3 separate regions of the Homo sapiens genome follow, and regions 2 and 3 are each linked to region 1. The links are chromatin contacts, found by Hi-C or POLR2A ChIA-PET in ENCODE. All regions are on one chromosome and are shown on one strand. The core of a region is the stretch at or near the end of the contact, and the rest is flanking DNA. Distances in the headings are between cores, read along the strand shown. Region 1 holds the start of NR4A2 (nuclear receptor subfamily 4 group A member 2). Region 2 holds the start of WDSUB1 (WD repeat, sterile alpha motif and U-box domain containing 1). Region 3 overlaps TANC1 (tetratricopeptide repeat, ankyrin repeat and coiled-coil containing 1).

Region 1 (2,904 bases), core at 193-2,692:
TACAAAATGTTAGAAAGGCCTTGACTGAGAAGGCAAGTTGAGTGGAAGCATCCGCACTTCTAAAGTGCTTTTGACAGAGCACTGGGATTGGAGCTACAGATAAATTGATGTTCACTTTTCCAGAAAACTTGTCTTTCAGCATCTTTAATGGTCACAAGGCTTAATGGTCACAAGGTGGGAAGAGGGGATCTACTTTTCCAGGAGCTTCTTAGGTCAATTGCAGAGGGGGGACATACTGCTTATATGGTATTGGCACCAATATTAGAAGTGTTTCCCAGCACAGCAAGATGAACACCTTCCCCATAATGCCTTCCACAATCTGCCTTTCTGGAACAAGGCATTCTTGTGTCCTAGCAATTTTCAGATGTTCCCACTTGGAAGACATTCTAGAGCACAGACAATCTTATTACTAATGAAAAAAGAAAGCCAGTATCCTCTCTTTTTATTCTTTCCCCTCCCCCACAATCTTGCTTCATAGTGGTGGTGGGGGTGGGGGGAAGATTACCCAGAAAAAGCAGAAAGGAGACTCGAACCCCACAGCCCTTAGAGATATTCCTGTGTTGGATATTAACCCCCTGGTAGCTCCACAGTTTCATAACTGTACTCTTTACATATTCATATTCTCGCTCTGATACATTCGCAAACCCAAGGACAGCATATGTCAAAACCAGAAATTTCAGGCAACTTAGTAACAGGACACGCTACCAACACCACCCTTACTCAACAATACCCGGGAAACATCGCGCGCTGGCCAGCCGCGGAGACACAGTTCCCAAGCAACGCATAAACTGAAGAACTTCCTCTCCCTGTCAGTTTGTGGGCAGCTTCCCTCGTATACATAGGACTTGGAGTCTCCGTGTTCACAGGCCACAATCAATTCCTCACTAACAGCAAACTTTGCGCACATTTCCGCGGGCTAGTCCTCAGCTCCCAAACTGTGGAGTCTCCCTTCCACGTCCACCAATGAGGAGCCTGGAAACCTCTGTCGAGAGCCAACTCCCCACTAGTGCCAAAGCCGGAGTTCGAACAAATGCCCCCCGGTAACTGCGCGCACGCACTCCCCATCCTTCGGTCCCACTCTCACTAGAAGCCTCTGGCTCCCACTTCCAGAGAACCTGTCCCACACAAGTGGAAAGAAGAGACGTGCAAAAGAAGGAAAAAGCATAAAAGAAGGCGAACTGCATGGGCTGCATCTACTCACTTAGGAGTTCTCCGCGTCTGTCTTCATTCATTCAACTCTGCCGAAGTGCAGTTCCCTCTGGGAGCCCGGGCGCCGGGGTCGGGTAGGGGTGGGAGAGCTGGGCGAAGGGAACCCGGACACCTCACGGAGGGAGGGAGCAGGGACAGGCGGCCGGCTGGACAGGCAAAAGGGACCGCGGAGCCGTGCGCGAGCCGCCGGGCGGACTGGCCCTGGCCGCCAATGTGCCTTTGTTTATGTGGCTTGCGCTGCCGCTGCCAACATGCACCTAAAGTCTCCGCGCGTCAGCGCGCGTCAGCGGCCCGCCGCCCAATCGCCGCGCTGCCGCGCTCCCTGGACTCCTGGCCCGCGCTCGCTTTGGTATATTTCCGACCTGACGTCACGAGCAGGGCCGATTTTAAGGTGGGAACCGCTCTGCGTTCACCTTGGTAGCCAGCTTGGGTGGTTTTTGGTGTTTTTTTTCTTTTCTTTTTTTTTTTCCGAAAGAGGTGTGACCTCTCCCAGGTCTGCGCAGCCCGCAGCGTCGCGACACTTCACTTTCCCCGAAGCCCCTGCGCCCGCGCAGCGGCTCGGCCGCTCACATGTGGGGAGGGTGCAACAAAAGCACCGGCGGAAGGCAAGGCCGGCGTGGCCAGGTAGTACGCACCTGGAGCCGCACGGAATGGGATGTGCCTTGCAGCGCCCTAACCTCTCCCACCCACCTTCGTCACCCCCTTAGCGGAAGAGCGTACAGATGTCCCATGACACGAGACGCTCAGAGGGCTCACGCAGTTCGGGTGGGATTTCCCTACCCGGTTCATCCCCTTTTACTCCCTTTTCCTGTCCCAGGCCTCCTCCTCTTCTGGCATATATTCATTCTAATTATCTCTCTCTCTCACTCTCTCTACCCCACCCCCACCCCCCACACTCCCATCTGAAAGGGAATGGGAGTGGGGGTAGGGCTTATTTTTCTATGTTTCCTTATTTCCATGCAGTGCCCACGTTCGATGGAGGACGTGGTGCTTGCGGGGGGGGGGGAGAGGAAGGGGAGAGGGTAGACAGTGACCGTGACCCAGCTCTTTAGAAACCCCAAAAGTCAGAGTGAAGCGTCGCCCCTTTTCCTTTCGCAGACAATGCAGCCGAGCAGCAGGCAACAGGTGCGCCTTCTGCAGAAAGGTACTCTGATTCCCACCTTCTGCAAACTCTAATACTTTCGATACTCCTCTGTGCCCACCAACTCGTACCCCTTCCACGAGTTTTAAGGGAATAAATCGATCTTCGTTTGAAACACAAGGTCTATCACAGCCTCAATCTTAGAGCCCAGAAAGACTGGACAAGAAAAGCGAAGCGGGTGGGGATTGGGGGCAGCGTCTCCGCAAAGCGTAAGGTGTGAGCCTACAGCCCAGCCAGGAGAGGGGCCCGAGCTGGCTCTGGGAGCGTGTCCCACCCCCGCGGCCGTCCAAGTCGCCGCCGCTTCTGCTTTGCAAGTCATTTCCCCTAGCCACGCCGAGAGCGCAGGGAGCTTTCTAGCAAAGGAAACGCCGCAGCTCCGGAGGGCAAGCCCCCTCCCCGTCTCCCGGCCGGAGCTGGGAGGGCTTCCTAGGGCTTCTCCCGCGGGGCTTCCAGCGGCTGGGCCTTGGGAGGGAGAGTTCGGAGCCGCCCCCGCTTTTCTACTCGCGCAGAGCGTCCCAGCCGCCCCTCCTTTCTCGGTGTGGCTCGTTTCCAGG
Region 2 (2,904 bases), core at 189-2,688, 3.0 Mb after region 1:
ATATATATACACACACAGAAACATAACTGACGGTGGAAAACTGGTGTCAAGTGAGGCAGAATCAGCTCTGAAAGGGGCAGGTATAACCTTGACTTGTAAAATTGATAATCCTTTGTCCTAGTCTTATTTACGGAAACACCTCTACCAAAGAAAAAAAAAGTCTGGGCGCGATGGTGCACACCTGTAGTCCCAGCATTTTGGGAGGCCGAGATGGGTGGAACACTTGAGCCCAAGAGTTTAAGACCAGTCTGGGCAACAAGGCAAGACCCCATCTCTCTAAAAATAAAAATAATTAGCTGGGTGTGGTGGCGAGCACCTGTAGTCCCAGCTACTCGAGAAGCTGAGGCGGGAGCATCACTTGAGCCCCGGAGGTGACGCCGGCGGTGAGCTGTGATTGCACCACTGCACTCTAGCCTGGGCAACAGAGCAGGACCCCATCAATCAATCAAACAAATATTAAGGCATAAGGAGCATGCCTTTCCCTATCTTCATCTTATCCTTTTAGGATAAGTTCAGCTTCTTTTCTTCGAACATAAACTCCAATAAAGCCTAAAAACCAAACACGAAAATTTCTGGTAGACTATCCCTGTACTGCTGTCTTGAAAACAATCAAGACCAGGTGGTGCTTTCTGGAGAGCTCGCAAATCCCAGCTGTGCAAGTGCGCACAGGTGATTTTCCAAACAAACTCCGGCTCCCAGCCCTCTGCCGCACTCAGCTCCCTTTGCAAGTTCCAGGGCATTCAGTGGGAAGTACCGAGGCCACCGTCAGCTGAACAGTTTGTTTTGAAAAAGCTCTCAGGCCTACCCAGGACCTGCCTTGGGGTAGGGGGGGCGGTGTGGGCGTTCCCTCGGGCCTCGGCTGTCACGCGAACAGTAAATTCCCGGGCACACCAGGTCAGTTGGCCAGCGTAAACACATGAATCCCATCTCATTCAAAGCAAACCCGAAAGGTGTCCAGCGCTCCCAAAATAAAGTCCGCCACTTACACCCCCCATGCACGAAAGACCAGGAATGTGCCCCCCTCTATGAGCGGCCGGGCCTCTGTGGACTGAGCGACCCCAGGCAAGAGGGAGGCCTGGGAGGCAGGGAGCTCACCCGCAAGGGGCTTCCTTCCACCCGACGCCGACACGCCCGCCCTAGCCCCGGGCCAAGGGTGCACGAACCACGCCTCGCCGCACTCAAGGTCCCGGTTGGGCCCTGCTGCGCGGTTAGAACCGGGAAATGGAGGGCTCAGACGCCCCGCGCGAGCAGGCCCAGCCGCGCTTCCCCACCTGCCGCCACCGCCGCTGAGCCGGCCCGTGGGCGCGGCCGCTCTCACCTGCAGGAGCGGGGGCGCGCGGGATCCGCCTTCAAGGTGCCCACGGGCGGTGCGGGTCACGTGCCGCGCAGGTGAGGCTGGCGGGGCGGGCGCCGGCGGAGACCCAGAGCAGAGGGAACAGGCCCCGCCCCCGAACGCCCGCGGGGACCCAGAGCGGAGGGAACAGGCCCCGCCCCCCGAACGCCCGCTGTGACCCAGAGCGGAGGGAGTAGGCCCCGCCCCGCGAAAGCCTGTGGAGACCCAGGGCGGAGGGAACAGGCCCCGCCCCCGGGACCGGCCCCTGAGGCGGCGCATGCGCGCTCTTCCGCCCGGACTGCGAGTTCCTCCCCAGCTTCTGGCTCCTAGGGTCAAGGCGATTTCAGGCTTGGAAAGGGACTTCCGTCGCAAATCTTTCTGTTTTTGCTAAAGCTGCGGTCGCAAGGCCTAGTGATCGCCTGAAACGTCGTTTTAAAGGGGCGTTGCATGGAATGTTCGGCCATCCCTGCTGAAAGTTTTTACCTCTTTCTCCAGTTCTCCACCCTGCACTGTGTACTCCGAGGCCGGTCTCCCAGATTGGCCTTCTCTATTTCGGCCACCCTGGGCGGTCCGTGACTTGGCGTCTTCTGCCCTCGCCTCCTCATTCGGGTTCCCCTAGGGGTCTCTCCCGGGCAGGCTGCCTGCCCCGGGCCCCAGCCCTGCCGTTGGGTGGGTATCCTGAGCTCACTGGAACCCCGGGCGCCTTTTCTTCAGCCTTTCCCAGTGCGTCCCACTGGCTCACGGTAGACTGGTTTCCACGTGTCATTGACTACAAAGTGGCCCTGCCAGTGCTTTTTGAGATAAAAATTATCCAGAAAAAAAAAAGTTCCTGAGCAAATTACCACTTGTTAACTAAATGCACAACATAGTGTGGGACTATGTTCAGATGAAAATCAAAGATACAGAGAGCTTTTATTTTTAATCCATGAGGAAACATTAAAAATATATCAGCCTGTGGAGACCGAAGTTACATTTGAAGAGTAATGACCTAAAATGCTCACATTTAAAGATGAAATTGAGACCGTGGGAAACTATTTGCAATGAAAAAGATTAAGGGGAAAGGGAAGATTAAAAATTAGGATTTTGTGAAGTTCTTGTTAATTTTTTAAAATTAGCGGAGTGCATCATGATTGAGACTTTGAACACCAAATTCCATTCCAAAGTATTGCCAAAACAGTATTTTTCTAAAAACAAGTTTTTGATTGTATAAATAATAGAGCTCTCTGTAGGAAACACAGAATATATAACAGGAAAATAAATAGTCAATAATTACACCCCTCAGAGATCACCCACTCAGAGATAACATTTTCTCTCAGTCTTTCAGAAAAACTAATTTTACAAAAAGTCCTGGAAACTGCCTTTTTAAACAAACTTGTGTCATGAGCTGTTCCCATGTCTAAAATTTCATTAGCTTTTTTTTCTACATAATGGTCTACATATAAACATACCATAAATTATTTAACATTTTCCCTGTTGCTGGATGGTTTCAACAATTTTGATCTTAGTGTAGATAATGCTGGATTAAATATCTTTGTACCTAAATCTTTTTCTTTTAGCCTCAATATATTACC
Region 3 (2,904 bases), core at 155-2,654, 2.8 Mb after region 1:
AAAGCTTAAGAACCTACTGGCTCTAGAGGAAGGAAAAGAGGGAGAAAATAAAAATAGAGATGAGAAAATTGATCCAAACTCTGATAGTCCTCTAGACTTAAGAGGATGAAGACTTTAAGTTGAGTGATGGATGACTGAAGAAGAAAAGGCTAATTCAGGAGGCATTTTGAATGGAGAAATAGTAAGTTTGGTGATAATTTCAATATGGGGTGGATGACATGAAAATTTTGAAGGTAACCTGCATGATAACTATGTTTTGGTATTGCAGACCAGAAACAACAAATTATTGACAGAAACAGAGCAGGTCCATGGATGGATGTTCCTTTTTATTTTTATTTTTCTGAGACGGAGTCTCGCTCTGTCTCTCAGGCTGGAGTACAGTGGCACAATCTTGGCTCACTGTGACCTCCGCCTCCTGGGTTCAGGTGATTCTCCTGCCTCAACCTCTGGAGTAGCTGGGATTACAGGCACGTGCTACCATGCCCAGTTAGTTTTTTTGTATTTTTAGTAGAGACAGGGTTTCACCATGTTGGCCAGGCTGCTCTCGAACTCCTGATCCACTCGAACATCTGATCACTCAGGTGATCCATCTGCCTCGGCCTCCGAAAGTGCTGGGATTACAGGTGTAAGCCACCGCATCCGGCCAATGTTCCTTTTTAAATACTGTTTTTGGAACTCTAAGGAGGGAGGGAATGGTAATGGCTGAGAAGGAGCAGACAGAAACAGGGAAAATACTTGTAAGTAGGAGTCATGGAAGGCAAGAGGATAAGTGAGAAGCAGGTCATGGATAGATAGAGGCAGAGGATTAATGTCAAACCAAGGGCCTGTCTCATTTAGCAGACTAGATTCACAAGTGCTATCTTGGACACTTGGTATTAAGTCAACTTCGAGGTCACATGGTGATAGGTCACATGATAGTGAACTGACGAATGTCGTCAGCAATACTCAGTGTTCTTTAGAGTCTGAGGAGGACGAGAATGGAGGAAAGACTTCTCTATGGAGTGATAATACTTGGTGATCACTAGGGACCTGCGCTCCTCCCCTGGCTTTAAACAAGAGAGAATGATTGGAATGGAAAATGAAAGCAGTAAGGTGCAGGCCAAATTGGGATGGTTTGGTAAGCAGAAAAAGGAAGGGGGTTTGTTGTCATGGAATAGTGAGTTTACAAAAACCTATTTGAGGCAGAAAAATTATGAACAGAAAGTTATGTAAGACATACAAGCACACTTGAAAATAGATATGAACTTGTGAAACCAGAAAATAATCGCAAGGAAGTGCGGGCTCTTGGTGTTAAAGTTGGTAGAGAGAATGACCAATTCTATAGCATCTTGTGGTTTATAAGCTGTTTCTCACACACATTGGTTTTGAGCCTCACAACCTGTAGGAGGTGGGTATGGCCACTTCCCTCACTAAGAAAGTGCAGTTGAGAGAGGTTCAGTACCCAAAAGGATCTGGATGGTGGTTAGCACTGAGAACACCCTGGATTCCCAGACAGTGGCGGAAGATGAGAAGATGGTTGTAGAGGGCACTGATGGTTTAAAGTTATGATGGCAGTCGGGAGCTGGTCAGTTTGTGGACTGCTCCTTAGCATTTGTGCCCCCATATGTGGTCCACAAGGGGGTGAGAAGCTGAATAGAGGCAGTCAGAAGTGATTCAAGAACTTCCCTTTACCTTTCTCCATGCAGTCAGCCTTTCACGCTATGTAATACTGAGGGTTCCATGAATGTGCTGCTGGGGGGAGTATTGTTCTCCACTTGCCTAATGGATTCCCAGGGCATTCTCTCATCTCCAAATAAAGCCATCATACAGCCGTCAGATATTTAAATCTGTGAAATGAAAAGTGAAGTCTTCTCTCCAGCCCTCATCCCACTGGTATTGGGTAATGTACACCCATTATTGATCAGCGATTTAATATTAACTACATGAATGAAAATAGACTTGCTATTTAGAGTGGTCTGTTTGAATTTGACTTGGAGGTGCTTTTGTAGTAACTAGCCTAAAACCATCTGGCTGTTCAGATCTCAGTATTTAGTGAACAGCTATGCAAGTAGACATGTATTTCCATTTCACAGCGTGTCCATGTGAGTTCCTAAGCAACTCATCACTCCCAAGATGGCTCAGTGACACTTCTCCCAGGCGGTCCTTCTGCCAGAGTGAGAAGTTCAGTGAGAGAGGGCTCTGTGCATTAGGGAAGGGAGAGATTCAGACAGCTTCATTGGATTAAGGAATTCAGACTGAAGGGGACCTTTTAAGGGGATGATCACTGGGATGACATTTTAGAAGACAGAATAATATGAAAAGACAGGTGGGAAGCCTTTGGAAGAATACAGTTGCAGTGCCTTAATGGATATAAACATGAAGTAAATAAAATAACGTCTGTCCATTCATCCCAACCCCGGGTAAGGGTTTAGAACTTGGGTAGCAGCAAAGTCCAGGTTGTGCAGTTAAGAGAACAGTTGATCATGAATTTGGGTGTCCCTTTTCCTTTTTTTTTTTTTTTTTTTTTGGAGACAGAATGTTGCTCTGTTGCCAAGGCTGGAGTGCAGTGGCACAATCTCGGCTCACTGCAACCTCTGCCTCCCGGATTCAAGTGATTCCCCTGCCTCAGCCTCCCGAGTAGCTGGGATTACAGGCATCTGCCACTACGCCCAGCTAATTTTTGTATTTTTAATAGAGATGGGGTTTCACCATGTTGGCCAGGCTGCTCTCAAACTTCTGACCTCAGATGATCCACCCGCCTCGGCCTCCCAAAGTGCTGGGATTACAGGCGTGAGCCACCGCACCCGGCTTAGGTGTCCCTTTTCAACTCAACCATTAAAGCTGGAATCGCCACTGCTCCCCAACTTATCTGAAATGGGTTGGATGGTAAGTTGTTTTTGGATTAAAAAAAAAAAATGAAACACT

What was found. A loop is a pair of places that touch in the nucleus more often than their neighbours do. ChIA-PET counts read pairs that join two places held with the same protein, here RNA polymerase II (POLR2A). Pooled maps may share reads with other maps.
Region 2: a pooled map shows a loop between it and region 1 (29-fold over the local background). The contact joins the promoter of WDSUB1 here to the promoter of NR4A2 in region 1. A Hi-C loop is called at or near these places in 1 of 168 maps with a recorded cell type or tissue (naive thymus-derived CD4-positive, alpha-beta T cell), 1 of 37 single-sample maps with no recorded cell type and 13 of 50 pooled maps.
Region 3: a map of natural killer cell shows a loop between it and region 1 (25-fold over the local background). The contact joins the enhancer-like site here to the promoter of NR4A2 in region 1. A Hi-C loop is called at or near these places in 1 of 168 maps with a recorded cell type or tissue (natural killer cell). POLR2A ChIA-PET finds 5 or more read pairs at or near these places in 2 of 52 experiments (activated CD4-positive, alpha-beta T cell and naive thymus-derived CD4-positive, alpha-beta T cell).

Annotation. Positions count from the first base shown.
Region 1 is chr2:156,331,279-156,334,182 of GRCh38, forward strand. It overlaps NR4A2 (nuclear receptor subfamily 4 group A member 2), which reads right to left and starts at 1,443. Exons shown (of 8, transcript NM_006186.4): 1 at 1,202-1,443. RefSeq lists a silencer at 1,195-1,394 and an enhancer at 1,625-1,704.
Region 2 is chr2:159,285,265-159,288,168 of GRCh38, forward strand. It overlaps WDSUB1 (WD repeat, sterile alpha motif and U-box domain containing 1), which reads right to left and starts at 1,439. Exons shown (of 11, transcript NM_001128212.3): 1 at 1,319-1,439. RefSeq lists silencers at 1,273-1,712, 1,399-1,568.
Region 3 is chr2:159,144,052-159,146,955 of GRCh38, forward strand. All of the region lies in intron 5 of TANC1 (tetratricopeptide repeat, ankyrin repeat and coiled-coil containing 1), which reads left to right. Among named protein-coding and RNA genes, the nearest start is that of MIR6888, 41 kb to the right of the region's middle. RefSeq lists an enhancer at 2,720-2,904. Within about 2 kb of position 1,405, at least 3 of the 41 ENCODE cell types and tissues checked have a DNase peak (open chromatin) inside an H3K27ac peak, as active enhancers do; they include natural killer cell, where a contact is called at or near this core.